Linked DNA regions of Homo sapiens: region 2 is linked to region 1. Evidence: chromatin loops called from intact Hi-C (ENCODE). Cell type or tissue: A673. All regions are shown on one strand. Each heading gives the region's core, and the rest is flanking DNA. Links, peaks and the distances in the headings are about the cores only. Region 1 has its middle 61 kb from the start of NRSN1. Region 2 has its middle 21 kb from the start of MRS2.

The links. Peaks named below come from ENCODE experiments on the same cell type or tissue, not always from the same donor. Only the 100,000 strongest peaks of a DNase experiment are listed, where the experiment ranks them.
Region 2: it touches region 1 in a loop (6-fold over the local background); 9 of 110 quality-filtered maps call a loop at or near these places.

What each region holds. Positions count from the first base shown.
Region 1 is chr6:24,061,209-24,068,460 of GRCh38, forward strand. No RefSeq gene overlaps it. Among named protein-coding and RNA genes, the nearest start is that of NRSN1, 61 kb to the right of the region's middle. RefSeq lists an enhancer at 1-18. In A673, for the core only: a CTCF peak has its summit at 3,089 (motif pointing right); a DNase peak (open chromatin) is centred at 3,123.
Region 2 is chr6:24,378,202-24,385,453 of GRCh38, forward strand. It overlaps a transcript of DCDC2 not described here. Among named protein-coding and RNA genes, the nearest start is that of MRS2, 21 kb to the right of the region's middle. In A673, for the core only: no CTCF peak of the experiment used is centred there; DNase peaks (open chromatin) are centred at 3,470, 3,900 and 5,200; H3K27ac peaks cover 3,862 bases.

The DNA of each region.
Region 1 (7,252 bases), core at 1,472-5,471:
GATTCTAACTTAGAGAGAAACCACTCATATCACATTTGAGTCACTGGTGTACAGAGGGGAATTCTTTTTTTACTTATTATTTTAATTGACACATAATAATTATGTGTCAATTAAATCCCATACACATTTATGGGATGCAGTGTGATATTCTGATACACGTATATAGTGTGTAATGATCAAATCAGGGTCATTAGCATATCCAGCAGCTCAAATATTTGTCATTTCTTCACATTGGAAACATTCAAAATCCTCTCTTCTAGCTATTTGAACATATACAATAAATTATTGCTAACTATAGTCATCCTACTGTGCTGTCACACTAAAACAGTCCTCTTATCTGTGATTTTGTAACTATTAACCAAACCCTCTCTCTGTACTCTCCCTTTACTCCCCTTCCTGGCCTCTAGTAACCACTATTCTACTCCTTACTTCTAAGAGATCAACATTTTTAGCTTCCACATATGAATGAAAACATGTGGTATTTATTTTTCTGTGCCTAACTCATTTAACAACATAATGTCCTCCAGGCTCATCTGTGTTGTTGCAAATGGCAGAATTTTATTCTTTTTAATAGCTGAATAGTATTCCTTCATGTATCTATACCACATTTTCTTTTTCCATTCATCTATTGATAGATACAGGTTGATTCTCTATCTTAACTATTGTGAATAGTGCCATAGTAAACATGGGAGGGCAGATGCTCTTCAACATAACTGATTTTATTTTCTTTGGATATATACCTAGCAGTGGGGTTGCTAAATCATATGGTAGTTCTACTTCTAGTTTTTTTTGAGGAACCTCCATACTGTTTTCCATAATGGCTGTACTAATTTATGTTCCCACTCACAGTATATAAAACTTCCTCTTTCAGAGAGGAGACTTTTGAGCCATGTTGAGGTGGTCTTAAGATTTTAGAAAAGTTGACAAAAGACACCAGAGAGGCTCTCCAAATGAAAAGCCATTCAATGTTGCTGAAAGGAAGAAAAGGACAATATTGGGTTGGGATGGTTACATAGATTTCTGGAGGAATGGTTTTTTTTTTAAACTACATGTAGTGAAAAAGACTTCATCAATATTAAATGCCAAATGAATTGCATAAGACCTATAAAGTAAAAAAAGTCAGAAGGACTGAACCCCAGAACCAACTATGGCTGGCAAAAAAAAAAAAAAAAAAAAAAGCAATAACAATACTTTTTCTTTTTTTCTTTTTTTATTTATTTTTCATTTTACTTTAAGTTCTGGGATACGAGTGCAGAACATGCAGGTTTGTTACACAGGTATACATGTGCCATGGTGGTTTGCTGGGCCTATCAGCCCATCTAGGTTTTAAGCCCCACATGCGTTAGGTATATGTCCTAATGTTCTCCCTCTCCTTGACTCCCACCCACCAACAGGCCCCGGTGTGTGATGTTCCCCTCCCTGTGTCCATGTGTTCTCATTATTCAACTTCCACTTATGAGGGAAAACATGCAGTGTTTTTCTGTTCCTGTGTTAGTTTGCTGAGAATGATGGCTTCCAGCTGCATCCATGTCCCTACAGAGGACATTAACTTATTCTTTTTTATGGCTGCATAGTGTTCCATGGTGTGTATGTGCCACATTTTCTTTATCCAGTCTATCATTGATGGGCATTTGGGTTGGTTCCAAGTCTTTGCTGTTGTAAATAGTGCTGCAGTAAACATACATGTGCATGTGTCTTTATACTAGAAAGATTTATAATCCTTTGGGTATATACCGAGTAATGGGATTGCCGGGTCAAATGGTATTTCTGGTTCTAGATCCTTGAGGAATTGCCACACTGTCTTCCACAATGGTTGAACTAATTTACACTCCCACCAACAGTGTAAAAGCGTTCTTATTTATCCACATCCTCTCCAGCATCTGTTGTTTCCTGACTTTTTAATAATCGCCATTCTAACTGGCACGAGATGGTATCTCATTGTAGTTTTGATTTGCATTTCTCTTTTTAAAAAAAAAAGCAATAACAATACTTTTTAAAATAAGACATACCTAATAAAAGAAATGGTTTTTTTGAATTATGGGAAAAAAGAATGATAGTTTTATCCATTTCTAAATGCAGATGGTTTTATATTAATTTGACTAGAGGAAGCAAAATCAGCTAGGGCTTCATTTCTGTAGTCTCTGTTGGAGAAATCCATCTTTAGTCTTAAAAGGATAGACAAATATTTTACCAGAAAATAGGACCCAATATGCGCCCATTCTTTCACCCATTCATCCAAAAAAAAAAGATAGGCTCATACAACACACTAGGTACTTGGCAGAGTTAGGAAAGTGACATGAATATGGCATAGAAGATAAAAAATGTGCCAAGGATCTAAAGTTGAACAAAATCAAGTGGCATCTGTTTCCTCAAGAAGGTCAGTTATTTAGCATAAGAGACACATTAATTCAATTGTCAGTCAAACAAATGTAAAATTATATTTGTCATGTGTTGCGAAGAAGTATGTGGTGCTATGACAGCATAGATTAGGGAGATTTGATTTAGGGGAGCAAAGGAATGTGAGAAAGTGGTTGGGAAAGACCCCCTTGGAGAGGGATGGTTGAGCTGAGACCTGGAATGAGAAGGAGTTAAATTAGGATACAAGCATGGCAGAGAAGAACCTGCCTGGCAGACAGAATTATGAGTGCAGGAGCCTCGTGACAGTGTGAGCAAGGTGTGCCCAAGTACTGAAGGAAGGCCATCATGGCTGGGCACACAGATGAAGGCAGTGAGATATAACTGCAAAGGTAGGCAAGATCGTTTAGGCAGGGCTTTCTAAGCCATGATCAAGATTTAACTCTTTTCCAGGAACAAAGAGAATTTATCGAAGGAATAGCAGAGTCAGATTTGTATCTCAAAAGACCAATATGCCTACCTGGCATAGGCTTGGGATACCCAGTGAGGAAGTTTTCATTAGTCCAGGTGAGACAGCTGTACCTTAAACTGGTGCAGGAGAGTGGACCTAACAAGAAGGGGAAAATGTGAAGGTATTTTTAGGAAGCATAATCCATTGAACTTTTTGATGAATTGGATATGAGAGAAGAAGGTGTGTGACTATTTTCTATGGTTCCGGTTTGCAGAAGTGACCAGATGGTGGTGCCCTTTACCAAGCTAAGATACAGCAAAGATGACCACAGTTAGGGTTGAAAACCATGAGTTCAAGAAAATCATGAATTATGTTTGAGACAACCAAGTGGAGTTGTCAAATTGGCAGTTGGATATGTAATTCTGGCATCCAGAAGCAAGGTTTCAATCAAGGAAGAGATTCTAAGAAAGATTTTGCTGATGATAAGATGTTAATATACACATATGTATATATTCTATACTGGAGACAATTGCATATGTTGTTTTTTCTGTATCCTCAAGTGCAAAAAGAAATTACAAGTATAATCATGTATCTATTGTTTTTTGTATTATAGAAATCAGGCATTAAAGGCCAGGCGCGGTGGCTCACGCCTGTAATCCCAACACTTTGGGAGGCCAAGGTGGGCAGATCACGAGGTCAAGAGATCGAGATCATTTTGGCCAACATGGTGAAACCCCGTCTCTACTAAAAATACAAAAATTAGCCAGGTGTGGTGGCGCGACTGTAGTCCCAGCTTCTCAGGAGGTTGAGGCACGAGAATCACTTGAACTGGGGAGGCAGAGTTTGCAGTGAGCAGAAATTGAGCCACTGCACTCCAGCCTGGCAACAGAGCAAGACTCTGCCTAAAAAAAGAAAAAGAAAAAAAGAAAGAAGTCAGGCATTAAAAAAATAAGTACTAAAAGAACGAGAATGGAGAAATATTTTGAAGGGAAAAAGGCTGATCCCACAAACATATGCTGGTGAGGTCAACATTAATCACCAAAAGACTCTAGAACAGATGTGGAATAGTATGATTTGTGAGCTCTTCAAAAAGGAAAACATAATTACTGGGCCAAAATTCAGTTAAACTCATTCTATCCCTTTTTTAAAGAATTATTATTAAAATGTGGTAGACTTAGGATCTAGACTTCAGCCAGGCATTTGATAAACACTCTCAAAATGCTGTTATGAAAAATATAATAAGCTAGATGATAACATTGTTAGGTGGGTTGACAGCTGGCTCCAAAAAACATGTTTATAGTCCAAGAGGAAGAAAGTAATGGTGATCTGTAGCATTTGTCTATAGTCCTGTCCTTTTTAGCAACACCTGGAGACATTTTTTGTTGTCATGGCTGAGAGTGGGGTTTGAGGGGTGGTAGGAAGGGCAGTACTACTGACATCTACTGGGTAAAAGCCAGAGATCCTGATAAACAGTCCACAGTGCAGAGGACAGGCCACTACTTTGTCCCTCACTGACCAAGAAAGAATTATTCAATTCAAATGTCATTAAGGCCACTGCTGAGGAAACATATTCTAAGTGTTTAAGTGAAGAGATTAGAATAAAGGGTCAAATATAGCATAAATTAATAAAGATAATTATAATATCCTATATTTACTTCCCTCCAGTTACCAACTGTGTAGTAATGGGCAAGAAGCTAGAGGACCTCACTTCTGGTCACTTCCTTCCACTACAGTAAGTGCTGGAAACAATCTTCTTGCTCCAGCTATTCATTCTAAGAATGCAAACTCGTTCTCAGAGACTCACTTACCTTCTTTAAGCTTCTGTTTCTTTCTTTGTGTAAAAAGGAGATTGAACACGATGATATTTATGGAAGGCTGAAAATGGCTCCCCAAAAGATACTCACATTCTAATTTCCGGAATCTTATTTGGAAAAAGAGTCATTGCAGATGTGATTGTGATGAATATTGGTGTAGATATCACCCTAGATCATCTGTATGAGTCTTAAATGTCATCTCACATATCCTATTAAGAGAGAGGCAGAGAGCAATTACACACAGGGAGAAGAGAAGGCAATGTAAACATACAGGCAGAGATTGGAGTGACTTGCTCTCACAAGTCAAAGAATGCTAACAGCCACCAGAAGCAAGAAACAGATTCTCCCCTGGAACCTCTGGAAGGATCACAGTTATGTCGATGCCCTGCTTTCAGCCCAGTAATATTAAATTCAGACTTCTGGCCTTCAGAACTGTGAGGAAAAACATTTATGTTATTTTAACCCTCCAAGTCTGTGGTAATTTGTTGTAGCAGCCATAGAAGACTAACACAGATTTTGGTGCCAGAAGTGGGATGTTGCTATAACAAATACCTAAAAATAAGGAAATGGCTTTGGAATTAGATACTGCATAGTAACTGGAAGCATTCTGAGGCATGTAGTAAGCTGAAGAAAATGGGCTTCCAAAGATATATTCACTTTCAAATTTTTAGGACATGCAAATATTACCTTATATGAAAATCACTGTGATTAAATTAAATATCTGGAAAGGAGGTGTTATTTAGGATTACCTGGGTGGATTGTAAATGCAATCACATGTATCCTTATAAGAGACAGACAGAGTTTTAGGTCAGACAAACACACAAGAAAGCAATGTAAGGACAGAATAGAGAGACAGATAGCACCAGCCAAGTTTACAGCCCCTAGAAGCTGGAAGAGGCAAACAATAAATTCTACACTGGAGCTTCTGGAGGGAGTGTGGCCCTGCCTACCACCTTGATTTTTGATTTCGGACACATGGAACTGTGAAAGAATAAATTTCTGTTGTTTTAAGTTACCAAATTTATAGTAGTTTTTAGTACAGCCACAGGAAACTAACACTGATTTTGGTACAAGGAGTGAGATGCTGCTACAACAAACACCTAGAAGTGTGGAAGTGGCTTTGGGACTGAATAACGGGTGAAGACTGGAAAATTCTTGAGTTGCATGATAGCCAAAGCCTAGATTGCCTTGAACAGACTATTGGTAGAAATACAGATAGAGATATTCCTGGTGAGGGCTCAGAAGGAAATAAGCACAGTATAGAAAGCATTTATCATCTTAGAAAATACATGTGTTATCATAAACAAAGTGTTTGTGAAAATATGAATTTAAAGGTGATTCTGATGAGGGCTCAGAAAGAATGAGAAATATATCCTTGGAAATGGGAAGGGGGTGATCCTTGTTCTATAGGGGCACACATTTGGCTGTATTGTGTCCTACAGTTATGTAGAAAGCAGAACACGTAGGTGATGAACTTCTCTATTTAGCAGATTAGATTTCCAAAGTGTTAAAGGTGTGGCTTGATATTTTTTTCTTGCTGCCTATAGCAAAATTCAAGAGAAAAGAGATAAATCAAGGACCTGTTATTCAAAACAGAGTCAGGATTCAGTGATTTGGGAAATTCTCAGTCTATCCAGATTGCAAAGGATGCAAAAATTAGTAGATTGGCTGTTAGGAAAGCATGCTCTGGCGATAAGGCCAAGGGTGAGAGTGGACAACACGTAATAAAGAGATTCAGCAAGTGATTCATACATCTACTCAACCATCTCAGCAGAAGTCAAGAATAGAGATAGAATTATCCAGGAAAGATCTGCAGGAAACCCTCTGGTCTAATAGTGGGAATCCACATGGCATATATGGGAGAAGGTTTTGGAAATGTTACACCAGCAGAAGCACTGTTAGCATGAACTGAAGGAGACAGAGACAAGATAAACTGAAAGAAGGTTATCAGACTCCCAGAATTTTACAGGCAGGAAATAAGCAGATAAAACCACTGCAAACATGTGCTCTCAGTTAATAAAAAGGAATGATTTCCCCCAAGGACAGAGCTAGACCTGGAGCTTCAGAGCCAGAGGCCAGAGCCACAGGCACAAAGGCAGAGGATGGAGCCGTGGTCCTACAGGGCAGAGCCTCAAGTCGCAGAGGATTGTTCTCATGCCTTATTTTGAATTATCTTGGGATGGTGGTCCCTTTATTCCTTCTATTTTCTCCATTTTGGAATGGAAATATCTGTAACTGTTATCCTATACCTGTCTCATCTTCATATTTTGGAAGCAGATAACTTATTTTCTAATTTCACAGGTAGGTCCACAAACGGAGAGGAAATTTTTCCTGGAATCTTGAGAAACTTACCCTAAATTATCCAGGTGGCCTCTAAATGCAATTATGTGTATCCTTATAAGAGAGAGGCAGAGGAAGATTGGGGACAGACCCACACACACAGAGGTGAAAGCCATGTGAAGATGCAGCAGAAAGAGATGCAGCCACAAGCCAGGAAACGCCAACAGCCACCAGAAGCTAGAAGAGGCCAGGAACAGGTTCTCCTCTAGAGCCTAGAGAGGGAGTACATCCCTGAGATTGTTGGCCTCCAGAACTGTAATGGAATAAGTTTCTATTCTTTTAAGTCACTGAG
Region 2 (7,252 bases), core at 1,717-5,716, 320 kb after region 1:
CTACCTGAAATAGGCACTGTGGGTGCTCTGTCCAGATCCACTGGCTTCCATTCGGCACTTGTGTGTGTTTCCCCTCCCGCTTCTGTGTGCCATGCCCGTGACTCTTCTTTGCATACTGTCTTCAGACTACTGGAGCAGCATCATCCAAACTGGCAGAGAGCAGAGAGTGTCTGATGATTTCTCTCCCTCCCCACCACTCTCCCTACCACCACCCCACTCCTACCTCTGTCCCTTCTGCTGGGACCGACTATTGTGAGAGTATGAAAGCCCAGCACCCTTGCTTTAGGTCAGACTAATTTGGAGGCATGATATATACTTCAGAGCTCCCATGTGGAATAAAGTTGAAGCTGCACTCGGTGGGATGTTGCCTTACCTGATGTCCTACCAATTACTCAGGAAACACTTGCAGAATAAATCACTGTGTACAAATCCTTGCCTCAAGATCTGCTTCTGGGAAACTCAACCCAAGACCCACAAGTGAAATTACTCAAAGAAAAGTTTCAATATTACATCTACTTTCAGCTGTCCTGCAGGCATATAAATTCAGCCTAGCAGCTTCTAATTCCTCCCACTGAGGCAGAAATCATTTTAAAAACCAACCTTGCTACAGGGCACAGTGGTGCATTCCTGTAGTCTCAGCTACCTGAAGCTGAGGTGGGAGGATTGCTTGAGCCCAGGAGTTCAAGGCTGCAGTGAGCTATGAGTGTGCCACTGCACTCCAGCCTGGGCAACAAAGGAGACCCTGTCTCATTTGGAAAAAAAAAAAAAAAAAAAAAGGCCAATCTAGCCATATGCAGAAAGCTGAAACTGGATCCCTTCCTTACACCATACACAAAAATTAACTCAAGATGGATTAAAGACTTAAAGGTAAGATCTAAAACCATAAAAACCCTAGAAGAAAACCTAGGCAATACCATTCAGGACATAGGCATGGGCAAAGACTTCATGACTAAAAAACCAAAAGCAATGGCAACAAAAGCCAAAATAGAAATCTAATTCAACTAAAAAGCTTCTGCACAGCAAAAGAAGCTATCATCAGAGTGAACAGGCAACCTACAGAATGCGAGAAAATTTTTGCAATCTATCCATCTGACAAAGGGCTAATATCCAGAATCTACAGAAAACTTAAACAAATTTACAAGAAAAAAAACAAACAACCCCATCAAAAAGTGGGCAAAGGATATGAACAGACACTTCTCAAAAAAAGACATTTATACAGCCAACAGACATATGAAAAAATGCTGATCATCACTGGTCATCAGAGAAATGCAAATCAAAACCACAGTGAGATACCATCTCATGCCAGTTAGAATGGCAATCATTAAAAAGTCAGGAACAACAGATGCTGGAGAGGATGTGGAGAAATAGGAATGCTTTTACACTGTTGGTGGAAGTGTAAATTAGTTCAACCATTGTGGAAGACAGCGTGGTGATTCCTCAAAGATCTAGAACTAGAAATACCATTTGACCCAGCGATCCCATTACTGGGTATATACCCAAAGGATTATAAATCATGTTACTATAAAGACACATGTACACGAATGTTTATTGGGCCACTATTCACAATAGCAAAGACTTGGAACCAACCCAAATGTCCATCAGTGATAGACTGGATAAAGGAAATGTGGCACATATACACCATGGAATACTATGCAGCCATAAAAAATGATGAGTTCATGTCCTTTGCAGAGACATGGATAAAGCTGGAAACCATCATTCTCAGCAAAATATAACAAGGACAAAAAACCAAACACCGCATGTTCTCACTCATAAGTAGGAGTTGAACAACGAGAACACATGGACACAGGGAAGGGACCATCACACACTGGGGCCTGTTGGGGGGTGGGGGGCTGGGGGAGGGATAGCATTAGGAGAAATACCTAATGTAAATGATGGGTTGATGGGTGCAGCAAACCAACATGGCACATGTATACCTATGTAACAAACCTGCACATTGTGCACGTGTATCCTAGAACTTAAAGTATAATAATAATAATAAAAGTCAACCAAGGTTAGGATGTCAACATATGAATGTTGTGGGGAGACACAAATTAGCCTATAATATCCATTATTTGTAATGCCAGAAGTACCATTTCTAACCAATCACCACCCCCCTTTATTTTGCATATTGTTTGTTCTAAAAAGTGCCTGGTTTACATATATTAGTTATGCCCATTTACTTCCTTTCTTTGAAAGTGGATAGACCCACAGGTCTTAAAGTGGACTGAAGATGAAGAAAGCAAGTGGCGAATGAAGAAATGTCTAAACATCAAAGTATCAAGGAAGGAGATTTTACGAGAGAGTTCCGTTGCATGAGCTACCAGAGAAGGATGTGGCAGGAGTTGGCACTACAATGATCATCAACTCATTCACCCTTTGATGTGTTTCAGTGTATCTATTGGCAATATACATAATTTTTATCATAGATTTGTTCTTATACATGCTAGTTTCTGGAAGCTGAAGAATAAAGTAATACACTATAGTTACAGAAAATCAGAACCCCCGGGAGAATTGATCAATTATGAGGAGTGAGGACCAAACCAAAGAGATGGGCTTTGGCTTATTTTTGCCTCAGCTTTATTAAGGTATAATTGACAAATAAAAATTGTAGTCCGAGTGCAGTAGCTCATACCTGTAATCCCAGAACTGTGGGAGGCCCAGGGCTTGAGCCCAGGAATTCAAGACCAGCTTGGACAACACAGTGGGAACCCATCTCTACAAAAATTAAAAAACTAACCAGGTGTGGTGGTGTGGGCCTATAGTCCCAAGCTACTTGGGAGGCTGAGGTGGGAGGATCACTTGAGTCCAAGGTTGAGGCTTTAGCGAGCCATGATCACACCACTGCACTGCAGCCTGGGTGACAGAGTGAAGTCTTGTCTCAAGAAAAAAAAAAAAAAGAATTAGAAAAACACGTTAAAAAATTGTATGCATTTAAGGTATACAACATGATGATATGATATACATATACATTATGAAATAAGCACAATCAAGTTAATTAGCACATCTCTCATTTCACATAATTAGCATTTGTATGTGTGGTGAGAACACTTAATGTCTATTGTCTTAGCAAATTTCAAGTAGTATATCAGATAATATTATTAACCATAGTCACCACAATGTACCTTAGATCCCCAGAACTCACTCATCTGTTAACTGAAAAAGCCAGACACAGTGAGATCAATACTGTAAGATCTCCCTCATATGTAGAATCTTTAAAAAGAGAGAGGAGAGATAGAGAGACAGAGACAGAGACAGAGATTGGTTTTTTAAATGATTTCTGCCTCAGCGGCAGGCTTAAGATGCTGCTAAGCTGGCCTGGCTGCAGAACAGCAGAAGTAGACGCACTATTAAAACTTTTCTTTGAGTAATTCTAATTGCGGCACAATTTACTCTCTTACCAGGAGTTTGTTGTGATTCTTTACACAGATTCTTAGAGTCTTTACACAGAAAATATATTTAAAAGCGGGGTGCCATGGCTCATGCCTGTAATTCCAGCAGTTTGGGAGGCTGAGGCAGGAGCAACACTTCAGCTCAGGAGTTAGAGAGCAGCCTGGGCAACACAATAAGATCTCATCACTATTGGAAAAGAAAGGAAGGAAAGAAAGGAAGGAAGGAAGGAAGGAAGGAAGGAAGGAAGGAAGGAAGGAAGGAAGGAAGGAGAAATAAAAGAAAGAAAGAGATAAAGAAAAAAGAAAGAAAGAAGGAGAAAGAAAAGAGAGAAAGAGAAAGAAAGAAAGAAAGAAGAAGAAGGAAAGAAAGAAGGAAGGAAGGAAGGAAGGAAGGAAGGAAGGAAGGAAGGAAGGAAGGAAGGCAGGCAAGCTATTTAAATAAAGCAATTTCTCCTCCATGGTGATTTCACAGTCCAGCCATGGGGAGAAAAAACTTTCATAAAACTGGGCAAGCTAAGCTCAAAATCCTTTCAATACTCCAGGCAATTTTTCATGTCCTTCACTTACAATTAAATTATTTTTGTCACTCTCAATGGGAGCAAGACCCTCTAAGATTAGGAGTTAATAAAATTGTTGCTCATTTTCTTCTGCTTGACTCTACAGACTCCGGCAAATACCTCAGGAATGATATCAGGTGCTAGTTACTGCATCAAACTAAGTTTTGTTTTTCTGTTTCTCAGCTCTCAATTATTTATATGCATAATCACTAAGTAAACAGGTATAAAAATTTCATGTACATTAGTCAGAAGCAATGTTTAAAAAAATCAATAAAGCCAAAATATATTAGGCAGTCAATGCCTTTTTTCCCCCTAAAGAATTGAAGTCTATGATTTGGCTTGCTGCCCATACAAATTATTATCAGATTTCATTAAAGCAAAAATTTAAGTAGTGTACATCTGAGTTTGCTGGTTTTTTGTTGTTACTTTTGCTAAACTGTGCTAATCCTTCTGTAATTTAAGGTTTGAGCAATAGAACAATGAAATGAAACTGGATTCACCCTGTTTCAAATTTTCCAGGGGCTTCTTTCGTATTTTCACACTACTGACAGGCTAAATTTCTCCTCTGACCTTAATTCTACACAACCTCAGAACAAAGTATTCTTTTCTTTTTTTCTCTTCAAAAGACTCTCACTATCCTTTAATACCAACAATTGTGTTTAGATGGCCAAGTGTCTGACTCCATCTCATCAAAAGGCTGCTGCTGGTATAGTCCAGTTTGGACTATCAGTTTTTTAGTCAGTAACTTTCATGGATTTTTTTTTAGTTCATGGACAGTTACTGAGGTCAAACAGTACTATCTCTTACTACTCAGAGGTTTTTGTTTTATTATAGGGTAAAATGTCTTAAGTCACCGTGAATTATAATAGCAGACTCATGAAAGAAAACTACCCCCTAGGCTGGGCATGGTGGCTCATGCTTGTAATCCCAGCACTTTGGGAGGCCGAGGCAGTGGGATCACCTGAGGTCGGGAGTTGGAGACCAGCCTGACCAACATGGAGAAACCCCGTCTCTACTGAAAATACAAAATTACCTGGGCGTGGTGGCGCATGCCTGTAATTCCAGCTACTCAGGAGGCTAAGGCAGGAGAATTGCTTGAACCTGGAAGGCAGAGGTTGCGGTGAGCCAAGATGGCACCATTGCACTCCAGCCTGGGCAACAAGAGCGAAACTCTGTCTCAAAAAAAAAAAAAAAAAAGTAAGAAAACTACCCCCTGCTGCGAACAACTAAGAGAGAAGTTAACCATTACAAAGTAACAATTGTGCAGGAAATTATGTCACTGATACAGAAGTTACTGGTTAACTGGAGTCCAGTTTCTGGAATTAATGGAAAGGGCTACTTTAATGAACTATGATGTTCTGATGTCAAAGGTTGAAAATTTTAATTAAAAAATTTTGTATCAGTTGATAAGACTGTGAGCAGCAGAGGAGATAATATTATTAAGGATAGACATCCTAATATTTTCTACTCACATATATTGGGTTCCAGCTTACTCAAAAACTACAGAAGATTCAGTAATTGCCCAATATAGCATTTTTCAACCCCTCAGTTTGGGAATCTTTTTGATCATTTCCCAGTGACATTTTCAGATAATACAATGAAACCATACTGCATGTAGATTTTAAAAGCACATTTTGAAGCATCTTTATGAATAAAAAAGTTTTAAGAACATTTAACTTAAAAATGCAGTAAAATGTTACTCAGCACACCCTGAACCCTACCTAAATGTAATTTTTCAACCATGATCAACTCCATTTTAATCTGAGGGAGACAAATGGCAAAACGAATATCAGGAATTTACTTAAACCAGAGGAGGAGAAGAGAAAGGAAGAAACAGGCCGGGCGCAGTGGCTCACGCCTGTAATCCCAGCACTTTGGGAGGCCGAGGTGGGTGGATCACGAGGTCAGGAGATCGAGACCATCCTGGCTAGCACGGTGAAACCCCTTCTCTACTAAAAATACAAAAAATTAGCCGGGAGCGGTGGCGGGCGCCTGTAGTCCCAGCTACTCGGGAGGCTGAGGCGGGAGAATGCCGTGAACCCGGGAGGCGGAGCTTGCAGTGAGCGGAGATCGCGCCACTGCACTCCAGCCTGGGTGACAGAGCGAGACTCCGTCTCAAAAAAAAAAAAAAAAAAAAGAAACAAATCACCACACTTCATTTTTTCCCAGATGCACTTTTTTTTAATTGTTATTATACTTTAAGTTCTGGGGTACACGTGCAGAACATGCAGTTTTATTACATAGGTATGTGCGTCCCATGGTGGTTTGCTGCACCCATCAACCCATCACTTACATTAGGTATTTCTCCTAATGCCATCCCTCCTCTACACTCCCACCCCGACAGGCCCCAGTGTGTGATGTTTCCCTCCCTGTGTCCATGTGTTCTCACTGTTCGACTCCCACTTATAAGTGAAAACACGTGGTGTTTGGTTTTCTGTTCCTGTGTTAGTTTGCTGAGAATGATGGTTTTCAGCTTCATCCATGTCCCTGCAAAGGACATGAACTCATCCTTTTTTATGGCTGCATAGTATTCCATGGTGTATATGTGCCACATTTTCTTTATCCAGTCTATCAATGATGGACATTTGGGTTGGTTCCAAGTCTTTGCTATTGTGAATAGTGCCACAGTAAACATATGTGTGCATGTGTCTTTATAGTAGAATGATTTATAATCCTGTGGATATATATCCAGTAATGAGATTGCTGGGTCAAATGGTATTTCTAGTTCTAGATCCTTGAGAAAACACCACACCATCCTCCACAATGGTTGAACTAATTTACACTCCCACCAACAGTGTAAAAACATTTCTGTTTCTCCACATCCTCTCTAGCACCAAGATGCACATTTTTTTCCACATCTTTAAATCTCTGAAATAAGGATGTGCCTTACAGTCAATGAACTCTTACAAGTAATTGTCCTGGCCAGGTGGTGGTCACGGCATAGGTGATTGCATGAGCAAATCAGAACTTCATCATACTGTTCACATTGTCATCACTTTAGATGAGATGTGTGCATGGTTATTATCTCAGATGTTAAGTTTAACTGACTTTTACAATGATTTTTGATGTTGTTGTTGTTTTGTTTTGTTTTGTTTTTAGCGGTAGCAAAGTTTATTGTGAAGAGCGAAAGGACAAAGCTTCCCCACGGCACAGAAGGGGACCCGAGCAGGTTACCTGATATTTTTTAAGATTACAACACGATTTAGAATTGAAATAAAGTTTTAGAAATGCCTTAACTAAAATTTTGCTTGCATTTCTCTGTTAACGTAAGAGAATGTTATATTATAAAAATATATGTCCAAAAAA